2 separate regions of the Mus musculus genome follow, and region 1 is linked to region 2. Evidence: chromatin loops called from intact Hi-C (ENCODE). Cell type or tissue: heart. All regions are shown on one strand. Each heading gives the region's core, and the rest is flanking DNA. Links, peaks and the distances in the headings are about the cores only.

What was found. A loop is a pair of places that touch in the nucleus more often than their neighbours do. Peaks named below come from ENCODE experiments on the same cell type or tissue, not always from the same donor. Only the 100,000 strongest peaks of a DNase experiment are listed, where the experiment ranks them.
Region 1: it touches region 2 in a loop (2.0-fold over the local background); 2 of 42 quality-filtered maps call a loop at or near these places.

What each region holds. Positions count from the first base shown.
Region 1 is chr3:98,051,330-98,061,740 of GRCm38, reverse strand. The region is part of intron 2 of Notch2 (notch 2); the gene reads right to left. Among named protein-coding and RNA genes, the nearest start is that of Gm40103, 30 kb to the right of the region's middle. In heart, for the core only: no CTCF peak of the experiment used is centred there; DNase peaks (open chromatin) are centred at 4,690, 5,150, 5,590 and 8,820; H3K27ac peaks cover 511 bases.
Region 2 is chr3:98,102,078-98,112,488 of GRCm38, reverse strand. It overlaps Notch2 (notch 2), which reads right to left. Exons shown (of 34, transcript NM_010928.2): 10 at 10,050-10,163; 11 at 7,907-8,140; 12 at 5,332-5,442; 13 at 747-939. Among named protein-coding and RNA genes, the nearest start is that of Adam30, 53 kb to the left of the region's middle. In heart, for the core only: no CTCF peak of the experiment used is centred there; a DNase peak (open chromatin) is centred at 5,568; H3K27ac peaks cover 292 bases.

The sequences.
Region 1 (10,411 bases), core at 1,393-9,392, 51 kb after region 2:
TTGAATGTATATAAGATGCTGTTACGATTAACCTAACGGTCTATCTGGGTGACTTCCATATTACTGCTGATGGAGGCAGACCTTGCTCCTGCACTGTGCATCATTCCCAAGCCCTGGGAAGATGCCTGAATTCCTTGTAGACTTTGACCTGGTGCATTGTGTTGAAACAACGGTTTCAATGTAGCTTTTCTTCATGCACTGTACGTTCTCTGTGCTCAGCTTCCTCCAGCTCAAAGAACATGCTACAATCCAACACGCCTCCTGCCAGACCTGTGCACACGTCAGTCACAAAGCCCCCACTCTCTCCACCCTCTGTCACAACCATGCCCTAAAATTCCTCCAAGCCTCTGCCTAAACGTTATTTCCTGCTGGCAGCCTCATGCTGCCTGTAAGCACACTCGAGAGGCTCAGGCAATAAGACCCTGTCCCCACCCCCAAAAGAAGGAGAGGAGGGGAAGATACAGGAAGGAGAAGAAAGGGGAAGAGGGAGGAGAGAAAGGGAAAGAGAAGGTTTGGAAGGGACATCCCCACTTTATGTTCCCATAAATCTGACACAGTGCATTAACCTTTACTACAATTATTTATCTTCTCTAATAGACAAGAGTTATTCTCTACTATACCCTATGTGCCAAACACAGTGACTAGCATATGGAAGCCATTCAGCTGTTCAAATTCTTAACGGATGCCAAAGGGCAAGATGCAAGGGTCCACATAATCTTTACAACTTAAAGGCTCCAGACTTCAATTACACTGGAAGTTTGGGAACCACTGGGTTGAGCTGTTTACCTAAAGGATCTTTAAGCTAATTAAGATTCTTGATACACAAAGCACCTACCTCTTAACCTTCATAAACCCAAGGCTATTCAAAGCTGCCCTACCCCATATGGAATAGATTTCTTTAAATCACATTTTCCTAATATATATGTGTGTGTGTGTGTGTGTGTGTGTGTGTGTGTGTGTGTGTGTTACTCAGCTTTCAGAGTGCATATCTGCTGCACATAAACCCTCTGACTGTCACATACAACAGAAATTGATTGCAGTGCCCATGTAAGAGGCTCACACTGCATTGCTGTGCCCAGAAGCAGACACCAGGCAGCACCAGCTCTGCCAGATTTACCTGCAAGCCTCTCAAGATGCTCTTAAGAGCAAACATGACTATTAAACCACCACTGTCACAACACCCAACCCCAAAACTTGTCCACACAAAAGATAACTTTTATGGCATTTACACCAACTAACATTTATTACTTTGATGGTAATGAGAACAATTAATTGCCAAAGAAAAATGAGTGGTGTTCACTTCTTTGAATGATGTTCCTCGTTAATTTAGTAGAAACCCTGGCTGTAACTAGCACACATCACCTCAGCCAGAGATGGCATCGACCAAAAGCGGGCAGCAGAGGGATCAAGGGTAGTTCACTGTTGTGATCTCAGCTCCTCTGCTTCAAGAACATCATTGCACATTAAATCAAGAACAAACAGCAGAAACAGTGGCTTTCTGGCATCTGGCACTTCTGGGGAAACAGGAAGCTTTCCAATGGCTCCTGAGCCCTAAGGTGGGCTGGCACACTCCACCATCTATGTTTGGATCATCAGCTCAGGAACTGTCACTGGTGGCATTTTAAATGGGCATAAAGTGACACAGAACTGTCAGCTTGACTCTTGGCCTAAAAGATGTGATATCTAGCATTTTTAAGGAAGTTTGCTGACACTTGCTCGAGGGCAGGACACCACTGACATCATAAAGGCAAAAGGCTTACAGTTTAGGTGAACTCTTGTTCACTGCAAATAAGGCCATTTCTGCAAGAGATAATAATGCTCAGCTGGTAGAACCCTCGAGTCCCCTGTGTGAGTCCCTAGGTTTAACTCCCAAGACCAGAGCAAAAGAAAGAGAAGGAGAAAAACAAAACAAACAAACAAAAAAAAAACAAAAACAAAAACAAAAACAAAAAACAAAACAGGGTTATAGAAACCAGGCCACTTGAGAAGCAGTTATTATGAAGTATGCTTAATTTCAGAAAGACAGCCCAATGCCACACCATCTGTATAGAGAAAAACAAAGACTGGGAGCATAGCTCAGAGGTAGAGCATTTGACAACAGCAAGACTCCAGATTGGTTGCCAACACCTAAATAAATAAATAAATAAATACCTAAAACAGTAGACATCTGCAAAATAATTATGGTTCCTAACTACTCCTCTTAAAAACAGAGTCATTGCCTATCAGGGGGAGGGAGGAAGATCAATTCTTGGGAGTAAAACTTATCTGAGACTTTATAGTGGTCTGTGGCCTTTCATACTACAGAAACTAAACATCCAACAGACACGCTGAACTTACCACTCCACTGTGCCCAAAGCGAAGGCAAAGGGAAGTGCAGAGACACTTGTGGGGCAGTAGCAGCAAGCACAGCAAAGCCAGAGCTGACCGGCCCAGGCTGATCTGTGCTTCCAGATGGAGCCCAAGGCCAAGGTCACAAGTGTAAGCAAAGACAGTCTACAGCAGGAACTATCATGGTCCATGCCACAGACATTCTACATCATTTCTGGAAAGGTGCTTCACTGACTAGAGATGTGGGCAAAGCCACTACAGATGGACCCACACTCTCCTCAGCACTGCCCAGCAGCCTTCAGGACGGTTCTATGGGAGACTCTGAGGGCATGGGTGCATTCACAAGTGTATACACGTGTGGGTAAACACTCACAATCCAAGTCTGTCACATATAAAACATGTGTGCAAACGTACATAGCCATGTGTGTCCAACGGTTGTGACCTTTTGTCTATCTAAATGAATATTAAAGTTTTTACAATGTTTGGCCAAGGGCTCCAGGATGGCCCCAGATCTCTCTGGTAAAGTTGCTGACCCACAGCCCTTTCCTCAGCCTAGCCTTGGCTCTGCTGCTGGACATGTTACCTTGAACAAATCACTTTACCTCTCTGATCCTCAGTCTCCCTTGTGTTAAAAAGAAGATGCTTGGTTCTGGGCAGAGGGCTCGGTGGTTATGAGCACTTGCTGTTCAAGCAGAGGACCAGAATTCAGTTCCTGGAACTCACCTGGCAGCTCACAACCCTCTGTAACTCTGCCTTCAGGGACTCTGATGCGCTCTTCTGGCCTTCCAAGAGCCCCAAGCATTTTCTAAAAGTAAGATGCTGGACCAAACAATCTCCAACAGTTGCTCTGAAATTGTACAGGTGCCCTCAGTTCTGTTCAGAGCCCTGGAGTCACAGGGACACACGCCTCACCGAGAGCTGTGATCTCCCCATTGCTTGGATTCACTGGACTTTTAAAAAATGAAAATGCCTATTCTTTCAAACTGCTTCACAAAAACCCAAATCTTTTGTTTTTAAGGTCTGCTTCCATGATAACACATATGTCTACCCACACCAGCTCTTAAAGGGTTGCTACCATAAAGAAAAAAATAAGATAAGATGTCCAGCTTTCTTCCTAATGAGGTCAAGAGAACTAACTGAATCCTGTCTATATTCCAGTCAGTCGGATACACAGAGGAACACAGAGGAACTCACTCGGTTGTATTCTGTGTCAGCTTGTCATATATACATCACAATGAGTAGGAAGGACTCTAAGGTGTCTTTACCCTCCTCCTAAATGAGGTGACTTCAATAGTGACACTTAACTCCTTCAGCACCCTTCAACCCCAGGATGTAAGAACTCCAAGTCCCACTCCTTGGGCAAGAATCACACCCCTCATGGAGTCTAGCAGTCCCTCCAAAGGGCCTGTGGATGCTTATGTAGATGAACTGTTGCTAAGGTGTCACCTTGAGCTAAGCCCTCACAGGAAGCAAGGAGGCCAAGACCGAGCAAAACAGAACTAACAAACCATCAGGGCACCAGGAGGAAATCCAGAGACCAGGGACCTCTGTCCCCTTCCAGGCCTTAGCATCTTCCCCAAACCCCCATGCCAGCGTGGCAGCCTGCTTTCTTCAGCACAGAATGACACGGCAGCAGACATCTCAAGCCTTACAGGTAAGTTACAGGAGACATTTTAATGGCTGACATGTGTGCGAGAGACAGTGGTCTGGGAAGAACCCCTCACAGGGAATCAACCCTTAGGTAAATCTGGGGAAGGCCTTTCTCCAGAACTCATTTTCAGACATCCCTTCAACTCAGCATGAGGGCCTCTCCTGCTCCCTCCCCAGGTCACAGTGATGTTGTCATTACCTCCAATAAAACCGGAGGAGCCAGGTGTGGTGGTACAAGCCTTTAATCCCAGCAGAGGCAGAAACAGATGGATCTCTTTGAGTTCAAAGCCTGCTTACTCTACATAGTAAGTTCCAGGCAAGGTTAAGGAGAGAGAAGGTTAAGGAGAGAGATCTTGTCTCTAAAACAAACCACCACCAATAACAACTTAGAAGGGCTATGTGAAGCGCATCACTGAACTGTGTGTAGATACAAACTTAGGACTCTGACAGTCAGTGCCAGTCTTTGCCTGGAAGGAAATGAGTCACCTTTCTTTAGTAATCAAGGGCTGTCCGGTTTTAAGGAGTGACCTAGACATTCACAACCATAAGTTTCGGCAATAAGAGACCAAGAGTCAGACACCACAAATATTATATACAAATAGGGCCGTGGCAGAAAAATTAGAGTCGAGAAGGTTCTTTGGGTACTGCTCAGAATGACTAAGGTTTCAAAGGGGCAAGCTGCCCAGTGAAGAAATTCCTCAAGGAGATGTGCCTGACTTACACAAGCACCAGGGTTTCACAATCTTAAAGGGCCAGGAGGTTGAGGGACGAAGGCACTGCCAAGGTCTAGGCAAGAAAATCATAACCACTGTCAAATGTTTTCCACGCGGAGCAGGCAGCCTGGTCTATTCTGGATAATTGGGGGTTTGGATATGTACTATATAATTAGAGGAAACAAGCAGTAAAGGACATGAGCTAATTTGGGGTAACCCAAGACTTGGCTAACAGATACCCACTCACTCCGAATTCCTAAGATGAATTGAACCTGGCCAGTGAGATGCTGGGCAGAAGACATGACTGTGAGATACCTAGCCTCTTGGCTAACAGAGGGAGCCCGCGCATAGCGCCCAGGCACTGTCTCTGCTCTTGTTTCACTCCCTCTACCCAAACTTTTTCTTGGCTTCTGAGATTCTTGAACTCCGAGTTTCCAGCCACAAGCTACCTGGCTACTCTGTCTAGCAACACAATGAGTCAGAAAGTCCAGGGAAGGAAGGTAATTGCTGCCAGCTGCCCTCTCTTCCTGTGCCTGGGCCCTTTCCCCAGCCTCTCACGCTGGCCACTCCACCTCCACACGCTCATTGCTAACATGTGCTCAAGGGATGTTTGTCCAAACCACTTAACTGTCGCTTGAAACCTGACTGGTCCACACACTGGTTCAGTGAAACATTACATGAACTAGAATTTAGACAGAAAAAGCAGCCAAGATGGAGACATATTTGGGGCTTTTGGGTCTATTCACACGACCCAGCACAGAAAGGCCTGAGAAGCCTCTGGCATGTGTGGCTGCAGTCCTCCGAGTCCTTGCCATCCTAAGGGGAACATGGGGTGTTCCTATTTGAATAAAACAGTCTGTAGCTGCCTTGGGTGACAGATCCCGAGAAGTACGAAGAGTCAAGCAGAGGAAGCGCCTCGGTGGAACAGGAGGTGGAATTAGAGGCTTCTGCTACCACGGAGACTCCAAGGCAGGCAATGTTCTCATGAACTTTCTCTTCCTACAGGAGGGGAAGCGGGTGGGAGGGTGTGATTCTGTAGTCATTGAGCAATGCCAGCTATCACCACTGCCCTTGCCTTCGCTCCTCTTTCCTAAAGCCCTTCTCATAAAGACCATGTGGACTATTTCTGGAAGGAGATATTAAACAGAAGCTGCGGCATCAGAAGGGGAAGCCGGATGTTCCTATCCAAGGACCTTAGACCCAGATGGCTGCCTGCGTCTTCAGGGAGGTCACTAACAGTCGATATGATCTAGAAAGTATAGTGAAATTGAAGAGGAATATTAATTTGCCTTACATTTCGTGAGATATAAAATAGAACTCAAATTATACAAAAACCTGGAAACAACACAGTTTCCTAATACATGTGCACACGCGTGCACGCTCATTCCTGCATATGTGTGCATGCAACAAGGGGGAGACGAGACACTCCTTCTTTCCTGGGAATTCCAACCCCTGAGCACTGAGGAAAGGGTCCATCATGCCCACATATTTATGCTATTTTATCAAAATAAGCTTGGAAATCTCTGAATAACTATATTTCCATTCAGTTGTGACTAAGGGCAAATATAGGCAAAACTAAAATGAAGAATTTAATTAAGCTTCTCCAGAAGAGAAATATTTCTCATTCTTCTCCCCAGGGAAGAGAAGTGGGGAGTCAGGGGGGCTCCTACATGAAGTGATGGCGCTGACAAGCTACGATTGAACAATAAGCAACTTCACCCAGGATTATGGTTAACCTGGAGGCCGTGTTCAAAGAAGCTGAGCTAAATTCCAATCTATTAATGCCAGCTTTGTGAGCCAAAATTAATTGATTTAATTTATTGGCAGCTACCCAAGACAGGCAGCAGAATTCAGGCAGAGCCTACGGATGGCACTCTACTTCCCTATCAAACAATGGTTACTGACTGATTCAGCCAAAAGCATAAAGGGGACTTAGATAGCGCACGGGGACTCTCTTACCATGCGCTGATAAGAAACTGGTGATCAAGACCGTAATGGAAGACTCTTCAGACAGACTCACAGCTTAAAGGACTCTGAAAGGACCATGTGAATAAAACTCCCTTTGGAATGGCAGTTAGACAAGGTACAGCCTTGATGGAAATACCAACGTACATAGGTAATTCATGTGCAAGCACCAAGTGCCATGTTTAACAAGTAGTTCTGTGTTGGCAGCAACATCCAAGCAGTCACGGGGCTTCGTCCATCTCAGTGTCATTCATGGCTGTGTAAAACGGTTCTGGACCTGCCAGTCCCCAGTCAGGAAATGGGGAGGTTCAAGGTTTTGTTCATTTGCTTTCTCTACTGAAAAGCTCAGTCACAAACAATATTTTCCACCCCACATTCCACTGCCTTTCTCTTTATATTTCATCTACATAATGGCAACAGGCACTAGTACAGGCTCACCCATGTAACCTAAGCTAGCTAAAAGCCAGTAATAAATGGTTAAGTGAGATGCTGAGGCCTACCTAAAACCACTACTTCTACTTTCAAAGCAAGCACTAAAAGGCCAGAAGATAGGCACATCAGATAAAGGTGCTTGCGGCCAAGCCTGACAGCCTGCGCTGAGGCCCTGGGACCCACATGATGGGAGAGAACTGGCATCTGCAAACTGTGCTCTCATCTCAGTGTGCATGCCACAGCACATGCGTGCCCACACATAAAAGTAAGTAAATATATACATAACTTTTAGCTAATAAAAGCAGAGATTTAATCGTATTCTAGTAATTATATGTTTTCAAGTGTCACAGTTTCTTTTTGGGGCAGTCTTGTTTGAGCTTTCAGTTTAATACACAATTTGGTTCCATTTTATTGATAGGTAAACTGAGACAAAGACAGCACATTTTTCAAGAATTCCTCTTGAATCAGTTAAAATAGAAAGTTTTAAGATCTTGGGCAAATTATCTAAACTCTCTGAGCATCCATATACTGACTGATAAAACAAGAATTTAGCATGCATTTCATATAAACAGCTGAACTGATGTCAGAGTTGGTCCAGAACAATCAGCTAGCACTGAGCCGTTACACTGCCAAAGATCTGATTGCTAGCAGGAAGTAGACTCAGACTCAGTCTATCTGGCATAGAAATCTATGTTCTCTGCATGTTACCAGACAGGACTCTTCCAAGACTTAATCCACTCACAAGCACTAGGCTGAGCCACACTGGAGCCTGGGGCTAAGGCAGTAATGGGTATTGCTAATCTCCTTATTTAGAATGTTAGGATTTTTCACCATTTTTTGCATTAACTTTGATATTTTTGAACCAAGGTATCCCCGACTGATGAGTGAGTTTTCAGGCAGTGCCCTGACTTCCACACCTGAGGCTGTGGCTCTCCCCACTCACCGTAGCCCCAGCTCGCTCTGAACAGACCATACGAGATTCAGTTGTTTCCTGCCTAACTTTATTTCTCGCCCGTCCTCACAAGAGCCCTGCAGGGCTTCTCGGGACTGCTGTAAGTCATCCAGTGGACTGGGAAAGGCTGGTGACTCCCGAAGAAGAATGAAATAATAGAACAACATCAATTAATTGCAACTGCTACCACGGACTTGAGCGGTGCATGGGGTGCTGCCTGTGGTACACACAGACTGCAGTAAGTCACTCTTAGGTTTTTCAAGATGTGTTTATTTTTTACGTTATGTGTAGGGGTGTTTTGCGTCTACGTATCTGTGTACCACCTGCAAGCCTGGTGGCCTCAGAGGCCCAAGGTGACTTCAGGTGCCCTAGACTGGAGTTACATACAGATGGTTGTGAGCCACCATGTGGGTGCTTGAAACCAAACCTGGATCCTCTGCAAGAGCAGCAGGTGCTTTTAACCACGGAGCCATCGCTGTCTGCACAATAAGTAACTCTGGGAGTTAATCATTCTTAGGCACCACTCTCAGAAGAAGAAAAGAAACATTACCCTGTGAAAGGCAAAGCTACCACTCTTCACTTAAGATCTGCAAGACGCTAAGAAAAAGGAAGATGAAGGCACTCAGAGGTATGGCTAACTCTGCTATCACCTTCCAGAGAGCGTAAGCACGCACGATGTTCTGGTAACCTGGGCACCCAACATGAAGGGACCAGGCTGGCAGGACCAGCTTGGCAGGGAAGCAAGCGAGCAATTGGCAGTGGACAGTCCACTCCATGGCCCTGATCCTCAGCAACCCTCACAGCAACGCATGCGCTCAGGAGAAGGTGACAAAAGGGACTAAGGCTGAGCTGGCCACAGTGGCACACACCCTTCTGAGACCACCACCGCGGCACAAGCACTAGGCTAGGGCCTCCATCCAGAGCTGAGTTCTGGGGGAGTCTAGCTCCTCTGCTCTCTGCTGTGATACCTAACGTGTTAGGAGGACAATGAAGGCAACCCGCCCAGCTTTCTTGGATGGATTTCAGATGCCTGGACCACCAACATCACTCCTAATCCTGGCAAAGAAAATACTTAGTTGCTAATGTTTACTGCAGCTAGCAACAAGGTTTGGATAAAATGTGACACAGCTTATATTTTATAACATTTTGCATCCATCATCATGCACTTAAAAATGTAATTCTTAGATACAAACTGGAGTTTCCCAGGAGTAAGCCCCCATCCTCAGGGACTCTGCAATTGTGTGGCTTTGCATGTATCCTTTCCTCCCTTTCCCAGTACTGTGCTAGGCACCTCAACCCGGCAGGCGAGGGTGAAGGACCCTTCACGACCCCAATCTGCACCCTCACGAACAGCAACAATCACATCAGAACAACTCTCTTGTTCATAACAATTATCAACTCAGGATGAAATATTAAAGGCACTAGAGAAAACTACAAGGGACACAGGACAGACGCAAACTGTGAGAATCCCACAGTTAGCTGCTTTCCCTCTGCAAGCTGCTCTACATGAAGGTCCTGCAGCGCTACAGAAAAAAAGCAAGTGGCCATGGACATCTCTCTAACAGAGACAGCAAGTGGCCATGGACATCTCTCTAACAGAGACAGGGCAGGGCGGGGGCACCAGGAGCCATGGAGGTAAACAGAATTTGAAAGGCAAAACCTTAGAAAAGACCTGGGAGGAGGAGCGCAACGTCTGAACACAACTCTGAAAATACTTCCCCTTCAATGGCTTCTGACTGTGCAGAAGAGGAGAACACAGGACCCAAGAGAAAGAGTTGGATGGCTGTAAAGACTGCGCAGGCAGTTAGTTCCTCCTTAGAACTCAAGTCGGCCAGAACAGAGGGCCTGTTAAGAACATCCCAGGCTCGGTCAACCCCCCCCCCCCCCCCACGCTCCACAGCAGTCCTCTGAAGGGTCACATTTGGCCATGTGGGCCATCTCCCAGCAGTAAGGGTGAAACAGAAGCAAAGCCATGTAACATAGCCTCAGTGGGATCAAAGTGATCCGTCAGGGATGGAACAGACCCACTCCCACGAAGCTCTGCTGGGATAAACACTCCGAATGCATCATCCAGTGTCCAGGCAGTCATTTCAAAGAGTGAAGGAAAGCAAACGTGAGCCCAAAGTGAAGACAAGGAGCAGCGGGCAGACCGTATGTAACAGGATAAATACGTCCTTAGAGTGAACGTCCCGACTGGGTAACTCATGACCTCACCTACACCCGCCAGGCTAGCAAACATGCACTGCCCGTGATTTTTAATCAAAATGGGATTTGCGTGGTTTATACTTGAAAGCTTGGAACAAACAACTCGAAAGTGATTAATTACATCCAAACGTAATTATATATTTACACCTCCCAGTAGGACAGGGAG
Region 2 (10,411 bases), core at 1,417-9,416:
CTTCAGACCAAAAAAAGCCAAAAAGCTGAAGATATCTGCAACACATATAATATCTGACTTCAACATCATTAGTACGTAAGTATAATATCAGATCAGGCAGAGAAGGGGAGCTGGGAAGTGGGGGAAGGATGGAGAGAGAGTGGAGGAGGGGAGAGCCGTGAAAGGGTGCTTTAAAGATCATCATGTTCTGGATCAGAAATCTAGCTTAAGCCAGTAAGAAAAGGAAGTTATCTAACACACTCTCCATTCTTTTAGGCTTGAGGCATGGCCATGCCCCTCATAGTGTCTAAGACACTCTTGTTCTAAAACCATCACATGCTGCACAACTCTGAGGGCATGCAGGCTGCAAATGCATTATCCCAGGCTCCATGACAGAACAGGAATAGACGGTGTTAAGGTGCCCGTGGCTCTAGAACACTCGTCAGATCTCAATCCTGTAGTGTAAAACACAACTGCTACATGTATGAATTCCTGGACCCTCCTGTGGGGTCCTCATTGATTACTCATGTAAAGGAGACAGTGTTTATTTCTCAAGTAAGCTCTCAGTCCTAGGAGACAGGCCAGCTTCTAGAGACAGAGCGGTGATTTGAAAGACTTTGACACAGACCTTCAAAACCTTTACCTAAATATCAGGTCAAGTTCCCAACCGACAAACTGAAGCTATTGTGTTAGTGTTTCCTTCAGTTGGTTTTAAAGGCCAACTGGGCCAATCAGTAACTACTAGCTAGCACAGGGTAGCTACTCACCCACTGAGACCTCCAGTACAGTTTCCGTGGATGCAGGGATTGCTCAGGCACTCGTTCACCTGTGAGTAGCAGCTAGGATGATGCGGTCCCTCGGGGCATATACACCGGAAACCATTCACATCATTGATGCACGTCGCACCCTTGCGACAGGGGTTGGAGGCACACTCATCAATGTCAATATTGCACCTCTGGCCTGTAGAGGGGTCAGGGGCCATGTCACTCAAACTTAAATTCTCAAGGGACGGGGTTAGAACGATGAGACGCATATGCAGACACTTCACGGAGGCAGGCTGTAAGGTTCAAGGACTAACACGGAGAAGCATGTCACACCATGCAAGGAAGGCTCGAGGAGCACTTGCTATTAATAAGGAAGGGAAGTTACTAATGACAGCAGATCGAAGCCACGGCACTCTCGGGTAGACTGCATCTAGCTTAGAACTTCAGAACTTCACAGGCATTAAGGAGAACACCAGATGTCACCAGAGACAGCTGCCCCTCCTGGCACTGCCGTGTGTGCGTGGAGAGCTCTGCCTCACATGTGTTCTGTCACTTTTCTGTTTCTGTCACACGTGTTCTGTCACCAGAGACTGCTGCCCCTCCTGGCACTGCCATGTATGTGTGCAGAGCTCTGCCTCACACGTGTTCTGTCACTTTTCCTCAGTCAAGGTTTTACGTTTCTATCTCTAGTTAATCGCAATTAGCTGGGATATGAATGGACTGCTAGTTTAATGTTAAACTGATTTTAAAAAATAGACACTTTGGTTTCATCCTTAGAACAGAGCCCACTCACTTTCTTCCTCCGTAAGTAGTCTGTAAGCAAGAATTTACTGCCCTCCAGAAACTGAGAAAACACTTTGGTGACTCCCAGTCCAGACCAGTGGTTTTCAAACTTTACTGTAAGAACGTCTCTTTGAAATGTGGTTTTATGGTCCAGTGGTTAAGAATGCTGACTGTTCATACTGAGGACCAGAGTTCAGCGCCCAGCACCCATGTTAGATGGCTCAAAAGTGCTCAGCTCCAGCTCAGGAAATCCAATGTCCTCTTCTGGCCTTCGTAGGCACCAGAAATAAATAAATAAATAAATAAATAAATAAATAAATAAATAAACAAACAAATAAATAAATGAATGAATAAATGTATGTTTTTTTGAAACAGTGACAACAAATTTCTAGGCCGCATTGCCATAGACTATGATGGCCTGGCCTGCCAACCACATTTCATACGATTTATGTGGTTCAGACACCAGAGTCTCTAAAAATATAGGTCCTGGCAGTACCTGAAATCGAAGTGGACGTGATCTTGCCAGAACACACCTGCGGCTAAATTTTGAAGGCCTGTCTGCTATAGCCTTCATCACCGTTGTCTTATGCTGTATATGTATATAGACTAAGCATACAGATGTCTTTTTATATTTCTAATAGTTGAGAATTAACATTCTCCCTATAGTATTGGGAGTGAAATCTAGCAACTATTATGAAGGAATTTATGAACTTCAAGGACACAGTGTTCTAAATCAGGTTTAAAAGTCTTTTTCTAAAATTAATTTAAGAAAGAATAACACTATATTTATTTAGTTCAAAAAGTTCCAAATAAAAGAGACACACCCTTTAAAGTAAGGCATTAGCAGGCTGCCAGCCTCCATGCACAGTGAACCATCTCTGGTGGCTCCTGTGGTAAAGACCCACAGTCTGGGATAGCTGCCATTTTCCTCTGTATGTCTTGCCTCAGTCTTCCAAGTGTTCAACATGAGCCACCTCATTCTTTTTTATCTTTTTTTTTTTTTCTGTTTCTTTTTCTTTTTGTTGTGGTACTGGGATAAAACTTAGGATCTGCAAGCACTCTTCCCAGCTCCTCATTTGCCTTTAAACAATTTCAAAGATAAAGTTTTAAGCCATTTTCATGTGCATTTGCACCATCCCTACTTGTGCAGCCTGTGTGTAGGTTGGCAGCTACTTCTGTAGTGTTCTTCTATAGTTGTCACACAGTGTCCACTGGGTATCAGAAATGGCTAGTGTCAGCTCTGCACCTTGTGGGGCTAAGCGTTGATCAACATGAGAATTACTGCATGTTTCTTACTATTTACAGTAAATTAGTTAGTGTATAATAGATGCCAGCGTGCTGCAGTGTGGACCTCGGGTTCTAGGCTGGATATGACAGCATGCTGCAGTGTGGACCACGGGTCTAGGCTGGACAGCAGAAGTTGTCTATTCATTTGCCAATGTGTCCTGAGAACTTCTCCTGCGATAACTACTGCCAAAGGATGAGAAAGAGGGTCCCAGCCCTGGGAAGAGTGCATGGGCTCTCTGTAGCTCACTGGCTTATCCAGCACCATCTCTGCAGCCATATTCGTTAACTGAGCACTGCACAACTCCATTTATGGATGGTGAGGAAATGTAGGAAGACAGTAGATCTGGGGTAGGCTGGGCTTTTTGTTTGTTTTCTGGAAGACTTAGTTTGTTTTTGGTTTGTTTTACTTTTTGGGTTCTGTTGTTCTTGTAGTTTGGGTTTAGTTTTTGGTACTTGGGTTGGAACCCAGGGCCTCATGCATGCTGGGTAAGCACTCTACTACTGCGCTTGGCCTCTCTGCCCCGTTCTTGTTGTTTGCTTTTGTTGTTTGCCTTTTCACTTTTCATTCTGAAACAAGCTCTTACTAAGTTGGGCAGCTGACTTGAATTCAGTCCGTGGTCCAGGCAGACCTTGGACTTGTGGCCATCCTGCATGAGCTTCTACAACAGCTAGGATTATGGGTGTCTGCCACCAGGCTGTAACCCAAACACCACCAGGGGCTTTAGAAAATGAAAAGGAGTTTATAGGATCACATGATGCCTGACTTTCTCCCATGTAATCAGAACATGTAGAGCTCCTGTGAGAATAAAGAACAGCCTTAGGAAGAGAAGAGACAAAGGCCTCCCTCGGATATTCTAAAGCTCCTATGAAAACAGCAGGGGAAATGATTAAAATAAAATAGAAGGAAAAGCCCCAAATACTTCACAGTTATGGCTCATGACTCTTAGACATTTCCAGCAACCGATTTACAAAACAGCCTCTTGGACCAGAAAACAGTTCCCAAGAAGGGGGCACCACCCAGCAACCAAAACATTCCATCTCTTGGTTATGTGGTTTCATGCTACACCTTATGTTTATTTTAGAGTATTTTTAGCCTATGTGCCCCCTCTTTGACCCCGTTGATTTGCTAAATGTTAAAAACAGACAGAATATGATTCCCTGACATTTAAAAAAACTAAAACCGGTGAGAAGCCTTACATAAATCCCAGAAGAAACCGTAACAGGCTCCCCCTTGGCCATGTAATGGGAATGAGCCTGGGCTCTGGCGTAGACGCCTGGGAAAGACCCTGATTGCAGGGCACTGGGAACATCACCCTGCGTCTCTCGCTCTCTGCCCTCTCCTCAGTACCACAGGAACAGTAGCATCTATCCCAACTAAGTGAGGTGAGACAGCATCTTTGGTTCCTAGCTCAGAATAAGCCGTTCATACAAATTGGGCATTTTCTTCCTGTTACACTTAACAGGTCTGTGTATTTAGTCAGCTCCCACGTATTTGAGAGAACAGTTTTCAGGATGCCCAAATTCATCGGGCTACCTCAGTGGGTCAGGGCATGAAACCTTCACCACACTGGCGTCTCAGTCACCAGGAAGAACTGAGATCCACCAAAGCCACAAAAGTTCCTGACATGTCATACCGCTGGCATAGAGGAACTGGGTACCTAGCACTCTCTTCACCTGGCTCTGACTGTCCTTAGGCTCTGCCAAAAGCTCTGAAGTGGGCTACACACCTGGGGAGCAGATGACCATAGGGCAGTTACTAAAGGGTAATATTATATATGTCTGCACATGTGTGGTAATGTCCAGAAAAAGCAGAACACACAGTGTATCCTAACAATGGGACTGTCACCGATATGAGGTATCAGTGAGGGCCCAGGCTTCCTCTGGAGCCTCTACGATAATTTTTCCAGAAACATAAATGACAAAGTTAATGTTAACAAGGAAAAGGAAGAAGAGAGAATGTGTGGATTATACTTCACCTATGGGCACATGTGCAAACTCTCTAGAGGTTCATACCTAAGGAAGAGTCACAATGCAGAATAATTCTAATCTACTTTCTTTTCATGGGCAAAAAGATCTTGCTCACTGTAGACAAACTATGTGGTGGTCTCCTCAAGTTATGCCCTCCCCAAACAGGCTCCCGGGAGAGGCGAGACCCCAGGGTGAGCAGCCAGTGTTTCCATGCACGTTTACCTTGGACACAGCCTTACAGAAGGCACTGGCCTCTGCCTGTGGGGAAGCAAAGGTGGCTTTGCAGGCATTAACCCAAGCACGGGGATGGAAAGTTACCATCTGCTAGGAAGTCTCAGGGAGCAAGACACGCGTGGCCTGAAACGCTAAAGGAAAGGCTGTGTTTCCACTTAGGAAGGTCTGGAACAGAAAGAGAAGTACAGAGCAGACTGCAAACCTTCCAGAGACGATGAGAAACAGGAAACAGGTGAAAAAGTGATTTTCACTGAGGGACCCCTTTCCCAGCTTGATGGGGCTAAAGGAGGCCCCCTCCAAAGACAAGGAGTGTTACCTGTGAATCCCGGAGAGCACACACAGCTGTAGCGATTGATGCCGTCCACACAGACTCCGTGCATACAAGGGTTGCTGGCACAGTCATCAAAATTAATTTCACAATTAAGGCCTGTAAAGAGACCCAGAGAAATGATTCTGTGTTACCACAGGAATGTCAGCACTTCCGCCTGTGGTGCTACTCAGTCAGAAGTCTGTAGGGGATCCAGGCCATCCGATCAGAACAAAGCGACGCATCGCCAAGTACAGTCCACAGAAGCCAGAACTGAGAAGCCAAGAGGACTGGATTACTCATACTTAGCCATGATTTGTCCCTTCTACTCTGTTGTCATGGAAACGGTACAAAGGCAATATAGGCAAAACTGTCAGCATCTCTGCCAGGATCCAGGCTGCAGGCCCCAACCAGATGGACACATATCTACATACCCACAGCCAAACAAACACATGCCCGCTTCATGGCTTTGGTGAGGACAATAAAATCTGTCACTGTGTAACTTGTTAACTCTCAGCCCTCAGGTTGAGAGAGCATCACAGCCAGGAGGAGCAGCCATGGCCTGAACCATGAACTGAAACAGCGGCAGCCTACCGTTCTAGAATCCCATTTTAACTAAAACAAAACAAACAAAACAAGAAAACATACTGCAATCATTAAAGTGCATCTAAGCAAGCTATGTGGGGTCCATAGACTGTTTTGTGGTATAAAAAGTGTAAAAGTAAAATCTCATGTAAGAATACAGATAAAGCTCCTAGACCAAATGTCACCATTTGAGTCACTCACCAACCGTCCTATCTGTAAGTGATCAGACATTTGTTAATAATTACCACCTCTATGCTAGCTCCAGAATGTCATGCAGCCCTCCTATGTCGCTGAGGCTAACCACAATGACCATTAATGAGAGACAAGCTTCCATATTCCTGTATGCAGGGGTGGGCCTTTTAGCCTCCGGCCCCCAGTCCATGAAGTCCTAGCATGCCAGTACAGCTCCAGACCCTGAGGTCCTGGTTCAGCTGAGCTGCCCACAAGCGTCTACACTGGCAGAGCAGCCCTCTGGGGCCTCAGGTCTGCAGCTCTCCTCTGACAAGGTCTGGGGTTCTACTGTTTCTTAGAGCCCGAGGAGACTTCTATGCTGTTGCTGAATTGGCTGCTTTTCTGTTTTCTCTTCCTTATGCTAGATCAAGCCATTTTAGGTGACTTGAAACTCAAGAGAACTAATTATTCCAAGAGTTTATCATTATAAAGGACAGATGAGAGAAGACCCTAACAGTGAGCGTGTCTCTCCCTTTGAGCACCCAGACAGTGGAAACCACAGGAACGGTGAGCAAGCTATGATGATTCCTTCCTTCCAAACATCAAACTACCAACAGAGACTGCATGATACCTGGATCGATCAGAAATCGTGACTCCGTGACAGTCTATCCACACTGTCCCCTAAATGGACTTTCCAGCCAGGCCGGCAGCACCTGCCAGCTCCTTTCTACTGAACACAGACCAGCAAGTCTGTATGTTGCCTGCAGCTCTTTGCTCTAACTCTTCAAACAGCTGCAGCAATGGGTCTGGCCTCTCTCTGCATGCTGCCTGCTGCAAACCATGAATATTAACTTCTTGCCTCTGTCCCTGAAGGAAAGTATACCTGATACACTCTGGCACAAGGATATAATCCCAGAGGAAAATAAGTTCTTGCCAACCCACCACTCGCCAGGTTTCCAGCGTGTTTGTTACAATGAGGGAGACAGCAAGCCTAACACAGCCCCTCCATTCTAAAGGCCCCTATTCAACTGCTTGTAAATCTCTCACTTTTCCTTCGTACTGCAATTTCTCATGTCTGGGGACCAGCCCGGAAGCAAATTGCTTTTGGAAGGTTTCACAAAGCCCTATTCAGTCCTTTGAGGGAGTTATCTAAATGTGGGGAGGGGACCCACATTCTCAGCTGTGAAGGCATGGGATGTTTTTCGTATGCTTGAGCAATTCAAAAAGGACTTTGTTTTCAAACTTGGCATGTGTGAGGCCCTGGATGAAGACCAGGACCTTTGACAAGTTTGAAGAAATGGATTTGAAGTAACACAATGAAATCAGGGCAGCTCCCCACTCCCCTGCCTCTGCCCCCTCCATAGGCCGACTTCCTTAAGTCCAGGATGAGCCCCTACAAATCACCCCGTGTATCCAGTAGGCCCTCTGCTCCGCAAGGCTCACACTGGTTAATCTTCCACTCAGACATTTCCCTTTGATCTCTCACAGTATCCCTCTGTCTCCAGCTAAAGCTGTGTCCAAGATCGTTCCTCTCACAGGTAAAATGGAATTCTGGGAAATCTGGGAAATGTAGCTGCCCAGTGAACTAGCTCCAGAACTCCTAATAGGACAGAGCAGGCCCTCGTCTAGCAAGCAGCCTCCCTCTAGGCTCAGGTGGCCTGTGAGGAGCCTGAGGCATTTGACTTCGAAACTACCAAGGTCTTACCTTTGCCTGAAATTCCTGAGGCCCCACCAGACACAGAGCAGGAAGAAAGCTGTCACTTTTAGCTGACAATGCCAAAGAGCAGGCCCTGGATGGAGGGACTGAGAGAAGGAGGGACTGTCCTACCTGATGTGCCTGGTTGGCAGTTGCACTGGTAACCATTCACCAGGTCAATGCAGCGCCCATCGTTCAAGCAAGGGCTGCTGTAGCATTCATCAATCTGGTCACTACAGATGGCTCCCATGTACCCAGGGTTGCAGATGCAGGTGTAGGAGTCGATCCCATCCTGGCACTGGCCATGGTGGCAAGGATCTGGGTCACAGTTGTCGATGTTCTCATCACACAATATGCCAGTGAAACCTGCAGAAAGAATTTTAGTGAGGAGCCTTTGAAACCAGGGAGCACGCTGAGTCTACACCCAAAGGCGGCCTGCCCAGCCGCCCTGCATGCCCCACGTCTGGAGCAATCTTCACAGGTGGCTTTGAGCAGTGGCCTTGCCTGTCTGATTTATAATTCGAGCTTGGGGACCCCGTGCTCACAGATTCTTGGAGGAGTCTGCAGAACGGATATGCCCCTGTGCCTGAGCCTGGGGTCTGCTGCTCTCTTCTCAGTGTGCTTGCTTCCTGGCCTGCAGGGAAGGAAGGCACTCCACACTTCCTCCTTGCATGCTGCCTCTGAGCAGCTCTCCTCCCAGCACACAGGCACTGACTATGACTTCACATATTCCGTCTTACAGATCTGAGTCTGGAGAACAGAGTCTCAGAGCCCGTCCAAGAGTGTTATGCTACTAATTTCTAAATAGGTATTCATTAAATAAAATGAATGATCCACTTGTGACTCTCTGAAAGACAATGAGAGAAGTAAGCATCCCACAACTGAGGTGTAACTTGATCCATGTCCCACCTCTTCCTAAAAAGGGTCCAAGGAGGTCTTTCCTCCCTTTTATTGTTTAAACTTATTTTTTAAATTATTATTTTTCAAATGGGTGGTGTGGGTGTGTACATGTTGAAGTCAGGGGACAACTTTTGGGAGTAGGTTCCCTCCTTGCTCCCCGAGGTCTGGGAGTCGAATTCATGTTTTTAGGGGTGTGCGGCAGGTGTTAGTACCCACTGAGCACCTCAGCACCCTCCTGTCCCTTAAACATGAGATCTAGGACTTAAACCTCACTGCTGTGAAGTCACGCTCCACAGAAGCAGGCTAGAAACGTCTGGAGCATCTCCAACAGGAGGCAACGTTCCTACGAGGAAAAGGCAGCTCAGCAGAGTCCACACCTACAACAGACATCAGCTCTGCACCACTATGGGAACAGAGTGTGCTTTCCTGAGACCTGAGAGAAATCAGAGGCACAAGGCCTACATGCTAAAAACCTGTTTCTAACTTATGCTCTGACATTACTCATGACTTTGAGAGTCTGCCTGCCTATATGTATGCATGCGAACTCTGTGTGTGTGTGTGTGTGTGTGTGTGTGTGTGTGTGTGATGCCCACAGAGGCCACAAGAGGGTGTCAGATTCCCTGAGACTGGAGTTACAGATGGTTGGAACCTGCTATGTGGGTGCTGAGAACCAAGCCCAGGTCCTCTGCGTGAGCAGCAAATGCTCTTGCTCCAGCCCTCTCTCCCTATAGCTTCTATCTCAGAATCACATAAGGAAGAGGTTTCCTTTTTGAATAGTTTAAGGCTTTCTCCATATTGATGAGCCATGCATCTGCACAGCAAGTGTGCTGTAGTCATTCAGCTCAATAAAGCCCATTCCCATGTGAGAAATATGGTCCAAGACCCAGAAATGTGTTACCAAAGTTTCTCAGAATACAGAATCAGATCATGCAGGGAGCACCTTCCTAGAGAGACACAGCCAACTCTCAAGGACATCTGTATCTACACTGCACAAAGGTTGGACTCAGAGACACAGAGACCCTGTAGAGAGCCTCAGTGAAGAACAGCTTTCTTCTAGAATTCTCCTATTCCCAAGGTACCAGGGAAGCAAGCTAGAAGCTCACTGCTGCCCAAACCCTTTCCATAAACACACAGACACCAGCTGAACATGTGGGCAGAACTACTGTGTGGTGACAATGAGCCAGGGGCTACAGGTAAGGACTGTAAGAGCAGCAGGAGGTCTGCAGCAGTAGGAGGTCTGCAGCGAAAGCATGAGCCAGCCCCTGGCTGTTAGAGGAGGGCAGCACCCTTTATGCTCTACCTCCGAGCAGCTAGGGGAAGACAGTCGCCTTGCCCACAGAGGGGCCTCAAAGGGATGGGAGGGGCTGACACTTACCTGTGGCACACTGGCATTCATAGCCATTCGGGTGATCGATGCACTTGGCCCCATTCAGGCAGGGAGTACTGGAGCAGTCATCAATGTCGATCTGGCACACTGGTCCTGTGAAGCCTGGAAGAGGCACCGAGGTGACACATATCAGAGACTGACCCATCTTCCTTTACTGAAACAGTGGTTGAATCACTGGCAGAGTGTATGCCAAGGGGTCACCAAGGCAAAGCTCGGAGGTCAGAGGTACTGGGGTTCTACCCCTGACTCTCAGGTCCATCTCCAGGGAAAGCAAGAGGAACTGAGACACTACTGAAGATGGAGTCTCAAACCAGTAACTGTATCCCCAGACTGAAAGGATCTTCTCTTTG